2 separate regions of the Homo sapiens genome follow, and region 1 is linked to region 2. Evidence: read pairs that join two places in POLR2A ChIA-PET (ENCODE). Cell type or tissue: GM12878. All regions are shown on one strand. Each heading gives the region's core, and the rest is flanking DNA. Links, peaks and the distances in the headings are about the cores only. Region 1 overlaps PPARGC1B (PPARG coactivator 1 beta). Region 2 has its middle 6.1 kb from the start of PPARGC1B.

Region 1 (5,365 bases), core at 366-5,365, 130 kb before region 2:
TGGCTACAGACACCTTCTTTAGAAACCTGGGGTTGGGGAGAGGGCTCGTGTTGGTTTCAACATTAGCAGCTGCCTCTGGAAGAAGCAGATGCTCCAAGCCAATGCTAACAACATGGCACAAGGAGGCGAGGGGGTGGGTGTGAATTCCAGAGCAGACTGCACTAAGCTGGACTTCTGGATGGTCATCTTCCCCAGAAACCATTTGGAAATCCAAGCAGTCTATTCCCCTGCTGCACATACCACCTTGTCCACGCTCCCCTTGAGATTTCCCACCTGTTTCCATTGGAATCAGAACATCCCTCAAGAAACAAAGTTGGGAATAGTTTATGACTTTTTATTCCTAACACAAAAACATTTGACAAGATTTTAAAAATACAAAATACAGAAACAAAAAATTGAACAAAAAAAACTATTTGGCTATTCGGGGATCATATCAAAGATCATGGCCAGGCCCCCCACAAAATCCTTACACCCAACTTCTTATCTTGCCTTGAGGGCAGAATTCGGACCACCCAGCAAAGGTTTACTTAACAAGGTCAGCAGCTGGGCTGCCAGTATTGCAGTTACAGTAAACCCTTCCCGGGCACCTGGACCTCTCCTGGTCCACTCCTGTCTCTTCTGCCCACAGGACAGCTAGTGCATTTCTCAGTTCTGCGTGAGAGTCTACTAAGTGGCTGCTTCTGGAGTCTTCTGACCCTAGTGTTGCACTGATCTCTGAACACAAAGGCAGTTCGTTCAGGCCATTATATTTCATTCCCAAAGTTCACGATGGACAGCAGGGTGGCCGAAAGGATTTATTTGCCTTCCATCTGGGTAGCTGGTGGAGACAACCTTTGGCCACTAGATGGCGACCGCATGTTGATAAGGCAAAGTGCTGAGGTGGAAACTGACCAATTCCCTTCACAAGTAACCAATGAGCAAGGGTGGTCAAGTGAAAAAGGAAGCTTTTGTAAGCCGCCTTGGAGACTCCTTTGACCAAAAATACAGCCCAGGGGGGTTCTAGTTATATAAACCCCTCTTTGAGGAGTTGTTGCACAGCCCAGGGACCGACCACCTATAAAACCTATTTTCCAAGCCCCAAATTTGGGCAGTTGGATTTTTGTACTCCTTCCGGATGTGCAAAGCATACTGATGAAACAGAGTATCTGAAAAGCTGTCCCCAGGAATCACGAAGGCTCAGTCACTGCTGCTATACCATTAAAGAAACAAAAAACAAAAGCTGCCCTAAACATATGCAGCGCGATCAATGCCTCCTGTTGCCCCATATGTTTTACAATCATTTGAAAGAAATGTGTGAAAAGCTCCTAAGCTGTTTTTCTTTAAAAAAAAAAAAAAAAAGTGTATTGCTAGTATTGTCTGAGAACAAGAGAGAAACAGCCAAATGGTCACAACATTCGGATTAACAGCTATCCAGTGGGGACAAAGACAAGGTTAATGTGAGATTTGACATCGTTACCTAGCCAAGTTGGGGGTTTAATTCCTTACTGTCCCCACTAGAAACTATGGCTTAGATCTGTCCCGGGGAGCTGGTCTTCTTGGATAAGGCAACTCAGCCAGGACACAGTGGGATTGAACCTACTGCTGGTTGGTTCTTGCAGAGAACCCTCACCCTGAACAGGAGCTGGGTCAAGTCAGAGAATGGAATCAGTTTCAAGGAGGAGTGATGGATTCCCAATGCTCCTGGTTGGGGATCTGAGCCTCTCAGAGGTGAAAGGGACTTTAATGCTCATATTCAACATTCTCATTTGGTAGATGAGGAAACAGGGGCCCAAGGTCACATAGCAAGTAAGAAACATTAGGGTTTCTGATTCTGAGATGGCTTACAGTTAAGTGACTTACTCTACAAACTCATTTCACTCAGCTGGGCTGTTTTCATCTTTCTGTAAAGGTAGGTACCAAGATCTAAACCCATGGCTCCCTGTTTCAAGGGCTTCCAACAAAAGGCCAGCAAAGGGTTGGCCCCAGCACTGGCTCTCCTGCTGCTGACATCTCCAAAGGCATCTCTGCTCTCTCCTACCTGACAGCAGCCCCATTCCCAAACTCCCTGTCCCAGTCTCTAGAAGATCACTTCACACAGCCAAAGGAGACTCGTATTTTCCAGTGTAGAAACACGGACCCAGGCTGAAGTGTTGGGGTTTTCTCAAAGTGCTTTTATTGTTTAATGCAAAGTCAGCCTTTGCCTACTTCCTGGGTGTCTTGTAGCCGGCTCAGGGCCTCCCCCATCCCATGGTGGTTCTGGGCCAAGGACACATCCATGCATGTGGGTTTCCAACTCTGCAGCTCCCCTCCATTTACCCGGTACCTCCAAACTTGACGAGCAGACCTGGAGCCCATCTGTGTGTAAAAACCCCTCAGGGACTAGGGGACTAACTTTGACATATTGCACATGCACTAGTTTTCTTCTTCCCCATTGGTAAGGATGACAGGGTCCCTCTTCTTTGGCCAGGGAAACCATGACATTCACTTTCTTTGCTGTTGTACATCCAATTTCTTTCCTTAATCATATCTGATGCTGGGATGTGGGTAACCCCAAACTGAAGGCAGCTGCTAAATCTCAAATGCTAAAAAAATACTGCAATTTTGACATCAGTGAGTCAGATCAATACATCCTCTGGGGCTGATTTTGCTTCACAGTTAGGATGAGCCATCTCTTAAGCTGCAGGCTCAAATGGGATTAACTGAACTCTATACCTGGGATGGGCCATGGACTGAGCTGTCCATGCAGAAGGACCAGGCTGTCCATGCCTTCCCTGCCCTTTTACTCACCACTGCACAGCAGCCCCAGTGGGCCTACTGCACATGTCTAGGAGAAATCACTCTAAGAAAACCAACAGGAACAGGCTTTAGGCAACAAGAGACGTCTCACTGCATCTCCTCCCACGTCAGAACTTGAGTACTGGGTCTTTGCAGCTCAGAGCATTCCTCCCTTCCTTCTCCTGCCCGCAAAGCCCTGCCTCTCTCCTGAGTACATATGACACTCCATGCTGCAAGATTTCAAGGCAGATGCAGGTATCTTATGGGTGCTTTTTGACTCAAAGCAGCTTTTTGGTTGAGGGGGCAAGTTGTGACGGAGCAGGGGGTGGGGGCCTTAGCTGCACTCCATCCACTCATATTCTTTAACTCTTTGATGCATTTTCCTTCGGTAACCAGAGCCCCCGAGAATGGGGATTCTGATTCAGCCTTGTACAGACTGAGGAAGGAGATGGAAGAATTCCACTTAGTGGTTGGATCAGACATTTTTGGAAAACACCAGCACGGCACAGAAACGGACAGTACGACCTGCCCTGTGCGGGCGGCTATCGACACAGTCTACAGCAAGCTTTATGGCGATCACATGTAAACATCATCAAGAGCAAACACTAGGACAGAGCTACAACGAGATGGTTGCCAATGGCAGCTGCTCCCTCTGGGTTACTCCTCAATTTGGTGGGAAAGAGACCAAGGTTCACTCGTTTTTCTGAATAGACCTTGGAGTTGCCCTAAATAATACACAGCACCGAATGAGTCCTTCGGGATAGAGGTTGTCTGCAGGGTCGGTAAATTTTAGAACTTGTAGCATTTTATGTACGGGATAGCAAGTAGAGACTACTCGATGCCCTTGGCAGGCAGCGTCCCCTAGCCCTGACTTTAGGTATGTCATGTCCCAATGCCACGCTCAGGTCTCTGCTCAAGGGCCAACGTCTAAGCTAACTACAAGTGTCCTAGGTTAATCTGACATGAAAGGACAGCTTTAGCTGACCCCAAAGCAGGGAGGGACAGACTGGTCCTTTGCTAAAACTCTCCATTTCTTTACTCTAAAGTATCACCAGCCCAAGGCTGACCCTTTGACCAAGAGCAATCAAGGAAGAAGCAAATAGGAGGGGCTAAGAGATCATATATGGACCAACTCCTTTCAGCACACCGGGGTGCCAGGGAGTAAAAGGGACTTACCAAAGTTACAAAGGAAATTCTTGGTAGAATCTGGACTCCCCCAACTCTCCAGACTTGGAATCTAGTGTTCTTTCCTATCTCAGTTCTCTCCTTGATGTAAATCAGGACTTAACTTAGTGGAGGCAGCAGAAAGATCTAAATTTTATCCCATTCCATAATCATTTATTGTGTGCCTACTATGTGCTAGGCAGTGAATAGCTAAAGAGGAAATCCGAATGATCAGGTCTGTGCTGTGGGAAGTCCCTTTTTGGTCCATCTTCCTAAGCCCTGCCTTCCCCAAATATGTTCCTGTCTGTCATTCGTCTACCGCCCCCTGCACCCTCTGCAAGGGGACGTGGGCGTCAAAATAGTATTGGGAGTGTTACGCCATGGAATAGCATTAGGGGAGTTTTCTCTCATGGAACGGAACATCACAGACAGGGATAGGCCAGCATGAAACCCAGCCAGCATATGGTTTTGTGTGATTGTTGGAAACCTTCCAAAGATTAGCCCAAGATGTCAAATAGATTGAACTCTAATCAATTAGTAATGACTTACCAGAGCACTGATTTCAGGATTCTTATAGCACATCCAGGCTCAGGGAACCTGAGTGGTGTGATTGATTAGTTATGTCTGTATTGGTCAAGGAGGTGGGAGTAGTGGCACATGAGCTATGTATTTGCCATCTTGGGCTAGACACTGCCTCAGCAGAAGCTAACAATGTTGAAACATGTCTAATCAGTTCATTTCACAGGAAAGGAAATTGGAGTCCAGAGAGGTCAACTGCTGTGACACACAACAGTTCAAATTCCCTACCCCTACTAAAGCCTGTCTCTTCCGGCCTTGTCCATGGGCTGGGAGTATGCTCACCACTCAGTGGAAGATCATGGGCTCATTTTACCTACTGAGGTATTTGATAATCTTTAAAAACGTCAATTCTCAACAGTCTAGGCTTGGCATAAGCAACAAATTACATTAGCCTGTTTAGTTTAATGAGCCACTTTCAAATTTTTAAAGCAGCAGGACTTAAAAAAAAAATACAAAAATTTCCCGAGGAACCCTGATGTATGAAAGAAATCAGAAACAATGTACTCATACCCTGCCTGGCCATGCTCCCTGCATGAATGGCCCCCAAGGTACCCACAGAACATTAAGCTGGAAATGGCTTTGACATCACTTAAGAACACAAAGTTTAAAGCAAAGCCCAATTGGAGTGTTTTCTCAATTGGAGGAGAGCTAGGAGATTGTCCTATCTATTCCCAACCTTCACTCCCTCCTCCTGGCTCCCCTGCCCCAGCCACCAAAACAACTTTACAGACAAGGACAAGGTAAAGACGAAGGACTACCTGAGGGAGTAGGATGGGCTGGTGGCTGGCCCAAAAAAGATGACTGCTCCCAGACCACCTGTCTGTACCGCTGCCAGGGGTGTCACTGAAGTTCTGACAGTGTGTCCACA
Region 2 (5,381 bases), core at 264-5,263:
GGAGGCTAAGATGGGAGCATCACTTGAGCCCAGGAGGTTGAGGCTGTAGTGACCTGTGATCATCACTGCCCTCAAAAAAGCCTGAGACCCCATCTCAAAAAAAAAAAGCCCTCAAAAAACCTGAGGTGCTAGATGATCTTGTGCCATTTGCTTCTCCTCTCTGAGGCTGTTTTCTTATCTATAAAATGAAGGAGCGGCCTGGCCTGGTGGCTCACGCCTGTAATCCCAGCAGTTTGGGAGGTCGAGGCAGGCAGATCACCTGAGGTCAGGAGTTCGAGACCAGCCTGGCCAACATGGTGAAACCCCATCTCTACTAAAAATACAAAAATTAGCCGGGTGTGGTGGCGGGTGCCTGTAATCTCAGCTCCTCGGGAGGCTGAGGCAGGAGAATCGCTTGAACCTGGGAGGCGGAGGTTGCAGTGAGCCTGGGGGTAAGAGCAAGACTTCGTCTCAAAAACAAAAAACAAAAAAACGAAGGAGTGGTCAGTTGGGCGCACTCCAGCCTGGGGACAAGAGCGAGACTTCCTCTCAAAAAAAAAAAGAAGGAGCAGTCCGGGCGCAGTGGCTCACGCCTATAATCCCAGCACTTTGGGAGGCTGAGGCAGGCTGATTATGAGGTCAGGAGATCTAGACCATCCTGGCTAACAGGGTGAAACCTCATCTCACTAAAAATACAAAAAATTAGCAGGGCGTGGTGGCCCCCGCCTGTAGTCCCAGCTACTAGGGAGGCTGAGTCAGGAGAATTGCTTGAACCCAGGAGGCGGAGGCTGCAGTGAGCTGAGATTGTGCCATCGCACTCCAGCCTGGGCGACAGAGCAAGACTCCGTCTCAAAAAAAAAAAAAAAGAAGAAGGAGCTAGCCTAGATGAACCTCTACAGAGTCCTGCAGCCCGGATGTTATGGCAGTTTATAGACATCAACCAAACCTTAGGGCTTTTCTGTACTGAGCATGTGCCCAACGCCTGAGTTTATAGCATCTCTAATCCTTCCAGCAACCCTCCGTAGGGTAAATCATGATGTCCATTTTATGACTAAAGAAACAAAAGTTTAAAGGGGGTTAAAGTGATTGGCCCCAGACTACATAGAGACAACAGCTCAGATTTGAACCTGGGTGTGTACATGGTCTGAGCCACAGACACTGGAAAGGGAGTGTGAAAAGTCTCATAGCATCTAACCTCCCCAGGAAAGCTAGAAGGGCAGCGCGTGTCCTGTTTGATAACTTCCAAGTGAAGGGCAATAATAATGCCAAGCTTGGACATTGTGTGGCTTGACTCCTATCTTCTCTGCCTTTTTTATCAGCCTCGCCTCCCTCAAGATTAGTGAAAGTGAGCCCTGTGCATACCTAGTGCAAAGCCCAGAGCTCCCCAGGCTCCATGGAAATGGCTACAGCAAAATGAACCTATTTGACTTGAATATTTTAGTCACTACCGACAAATGCTCAAAAGTTGAAACATCAGCATTTTCTCCTTTCCAATAATAAGATGATGCTTTATTCAGACACTACATACAGCTGTGGTTCTCAGACTCTGGAGGGCATGACAGTCACTTGGACACTAACGCCAGAGATTCCAATTCAGTAGGTCTGGGGTGGGCCCAGGAATCTGTGCTTAATAGGCTCCCCTACTGTAGGAGATGAGACATCATTCAGCAGATATGTAGTGAGCAGCTACTATGTGCCAGCCACTGCGCTAGATGCCATGGATAAATTGGTGAACACAACAGCCGCCATCTCTGCCCACATTCTACTCAACGCAACTGCTTAGTAAATTTGTGTTGAATGAGGGAGGGAGGTAGGACGTGGGTCTTGGCAAACGCAGAGGCTTCCTGCCAGCCACCCACGATTCTGTGATTCTGTGACCCAGGCCAGGGAGCCAGATGCTCATCTATTTCCCAGCTTCTGTCCAGGAGGCAGGGACTCAGGCCAAGAGGAACTAAAAATCTCCCTGCTTTGTATTGTTGATGCTGAGAACCATCTCCACCTCCCATTGAATGATAGAACTTTAGAACTGTGGAGGGGCAGTGGAAACGTGTTTTCCACCAGCTTCACTGTAAATGTGGAGGAATGTGGCTGAGGTCACACAGCCCTTTAGTGGCAGAGCCAGAACTGGAAGCCAGGGCTTCAGATGGTATGTGGAGTGCTCAGGTGACTTCCATAGGATGAACTTCTCCTCAGGGCTGACCCTTTAGAACAACATCAGCTAGATGGTATCATTTGAGGGTCTCAGAGTCAAGGATTGGGGCCCTTGACACTTGAAAGCCCATGAAGTAAGTAAGGCTCTTCTTGTGTTTAGCAATGCTGTCTCCTTCCTGTAGGGTTAACCTATGAACTCACCAACGCATTTGGGGGAAATAGCTAGCAGATCACTTTCTGTTTCATAAGCTACAAGTGATTAAAGGGCTTTCAAATCAGCAGGTAAGGGGCACTGGCAGCTATAATGTCAGCTATTACTGTTTCCCAGTTTTGCAAGAGCCCCATAAATCCTCCTCCTTCATCCTCCTCAGCCCCATAAATGACTGCACAGAGCATGGGAGCAACAAAATTAGATAGGGATAGAAAAGTGTGCTTTTTCCTTATCTACTCACAGAGCAAAAGATCCTAGAAGGACCCTCCTTATGCCCATTTAATAGATGGATAAACAAAGGCCCCGAGATGAGAGTTCTTTCTTTTCTAGAGAGATACAAATTCTATCAGGTTATTATTTAAATATATATACATATTATATATATATACACATTAGAATGAAGTATATTTGTGTTAAAACAGCAAGATTTAAAGAGACAGTCACCCGACATTAAAAGGCAACATAGTTTATATTTAGTTATTTCTAAACTAAATTTAGGACACCTATGAAATAGGACAAGCAGGTGGAAAGAATACCTGAGTACCTGTTGCTCTTTATACTTTGTCTCTTACTGGCTTTGGGATCTTGGGAAAACCACTTCTTGCTAAGGGTCATCCTATCTCTCACACCTGACCTAGAGTTTTTTAAATTATATATTTTTATTTAGAGACAAGGTCTCGTTCTGTCACAGACTGGAGTGCGGTAGTGTGATCATAGTTCACTGCAGCTCCAAGCTCCTGGGCTTAAGTGATCCTCCCTGCTTAGCCTCCCAAGTAGTAAGAACGATAGGCACGCCACCATGTCCAGCTAACTTATTTATATTTTTGTAGAGACAGGGTCTCACTCTGTTGCCCATGCTGGTCTCAACTGACCTAAAGTTTTGTGTGGATCAAATTCAGTTTACACAGGACTATGAACTTTATGTTCATTATCCTAAGTCATCAATAATGCTCCTTTGGCGAATTTATCCTGAGTCATCCAAAAGATAGGAAAATGACAGCATGATGTTTATTCGGACTTTGATTCAACAGATATTTTTAGATTCTGTTGGGTACCAGGTACCATGCTACAGGTCCACAAATGGTGACTATGATGCAATCTTTGCTGTCATGTAACTCACAGCTCTGATCTCTACAATGTTCATGGGAGCACTGCATGTCACCATGTCACCATGCAACTTGGTAGGGTGTAATAAGTCCTTCAGTGGAGAAAGTTGGGGGGCTGGAGACTGGGGGGGTTGAGGGACAAGTTAGGAGTTGGAAAAGGAGTCTAGGGGAGGGGGGTTCCCGAGCCAAGATAACAGAAGTAGCAGGAAGGAAATGGAGGAAGGATGGGTTAAAGCCATATTTTAGAGTGGGAATCCATAGGCTTTGGCAATAGGTTAGAAGTGGTGAGGGAATAAAAGGAAAGGGTCAGGACACACAGTTTCTGACTGTGTGGATGGTGATCTTAAAAGAAAGGTAGCTCAGAGGAAAGTCTCCCAAGGGAAGCTTTTCAGATGACTTAGGAACATCCAAAGGGAGGCACCCCAGGGGAGCACATTGATGCCAAGCAAAAACTTGGAAATAACTTCAACATCCAGCAAGGCAGAGCAGTTCAATTCCACACCTAGTGACAGATAGACAGAAACTCACATACATGCACAGAGAACTGTGCCCAAGGATGTTCACCTTAGTACTGTTAATTATGATAAAAATGTAGGGTACTGGATAAATGAACTGTGGTGAGATCTCACAATGGATTATTAGGCGACAGTGAAAATGAATAACATCTCCATGATTCCACACAGATACCTCTCAAAAAGAGTAAGACAAGCAACCTAAGGATACAGACAATATGATGCCATTTATGCAATATTTTAAAACATGTAACACAATACTCCATAATATTGGTCTATGCATGTATATGAAGTAAAAGCATAAACATGGGACAACAAAGACACAGATCAATGTTAAGAAAGTGAGAGGAGATGCGGAATTAGAGCTGGCTGCCTGGATGTAGCACAGCTGTCACCTGTGCAGTAGCACTAAGACCTGTACTTAGAAGGGCTCTGTGCTTGGTTTAATGCTCTGCTGTTGCTGTCTTGAAACTCATCATGATTTTTGAATAAGGGTCCCTGCATTTCCATTTTGCACTGGGCCCTGAAAATTATATAGTCCATCCTGGGAGGGACTTGAGTACATCATGCAGAGGAAAGCTCCAACTGTACCTGTAAATGTATCTTTATTTTTTTTAAGAGACAGGGTCTCGCTATGTTGCCCAGGATGGAAAGCCATAGCTATTCACAGATGCCATCCCTCAACTAATCAGCACGGGAATTTTGACTTGCTCCATTTCCAGACTGGGCTGGTTCACCGCACATTAGGCAACCTAGTGGTCCCCTGCTCCCAGGAGGTCATCATATTTATCCCAAACTTAGTGCAGATACCTAATCAGCATAGCACACCACAGCCTAAAATTCCTGGGCTCAAGCGATCCTCCTGCCTCAGCCTCCCAAGTGAGTAGCTGGAACTATAGGCACACACCACTATGCCAAGCTTAGAAATATTTTTTAAATATCAATATTTGTTAAATATGTGTGGTATATTGTTCCTTGCGATTTTCTGTATGATTAAAATATTTCATGATACAAAAACTATGAAGGTGTCATGGTTTACTTACTTGATGAAATACTGTGCAGAAGGTAGAAAGCTATATAAATGTATAACATTGTCTTCTGAATTCAGCTCCTTAAAAATAGAAAAAATAAACATTGAGTGAAAAAAGATGATAAAATGTATATAAAAAGGTTACAGCTGTACGCATAAATGTACACATAAAGTGTGTATGTTAGAATGACATTAAGTAATGTGAACAAATGAAACATGATTAGGGTGGCAGAAAGAATTTCTTTTATTAATAATATTTTCATTTGTGCTGTTACAATTTTGTCTTTATAATAAATAAAATATAACTTATTAGCTTCTTTCTAAATAAAAACCAACCCCTCTGATAGCTATGTTGCAAATGTGTTATTTAAGTAACAGATATACATTGGAAC

The links. ChIA-PET counts read pairs that join two places held together with the same protein. Peaks named below come from ENCODE experiments on the same cell type or tissue, not always from the same donor. Only the 100,000 strongest peaks of a DNase experiment are listed, where the experiment ranks them.
Region 1: POLR2A ChIA-PET joins it to region 2 with 6 read pairs; 3 of 35 experiments call an interaction of 5 or more read pairs at or near these places.

The regions. Positions count from the first base shown.
Region 1 is chr5:149,848,682-149,854,046 of GRCh38, reverse strand. It overlaps PPARGC1B (PPARG coactivator 1 beta), which reads right to left. Exons shown (of 12, transcript NM_133263.4): 12 at 1-5,365. Among named protein-coding and RNA genes, the nearest start is that of PDE6A, 93 kb to the left of the region's middle. In GM12878, for the core only: a CTCF peak has its summit at 847 (motif pointing right); a DNase peak (open chromatin) is centred at 868.
Region 2 is chr5:149,721,568-149,726,948 of GRCh38, reverse strand. It overlaps the pseudogene RN7SL868P. Among named protein-coding and RNA genes, the nearest start is that of PPARGC1B, 6.1 kb to the left of the region's middle. In GM12878, for the core only: no CTCF peak of the experiment used is centred there; a DNase peak (open chromatin) is centred at 2,348; H3K27ac peaks cover 487 bases.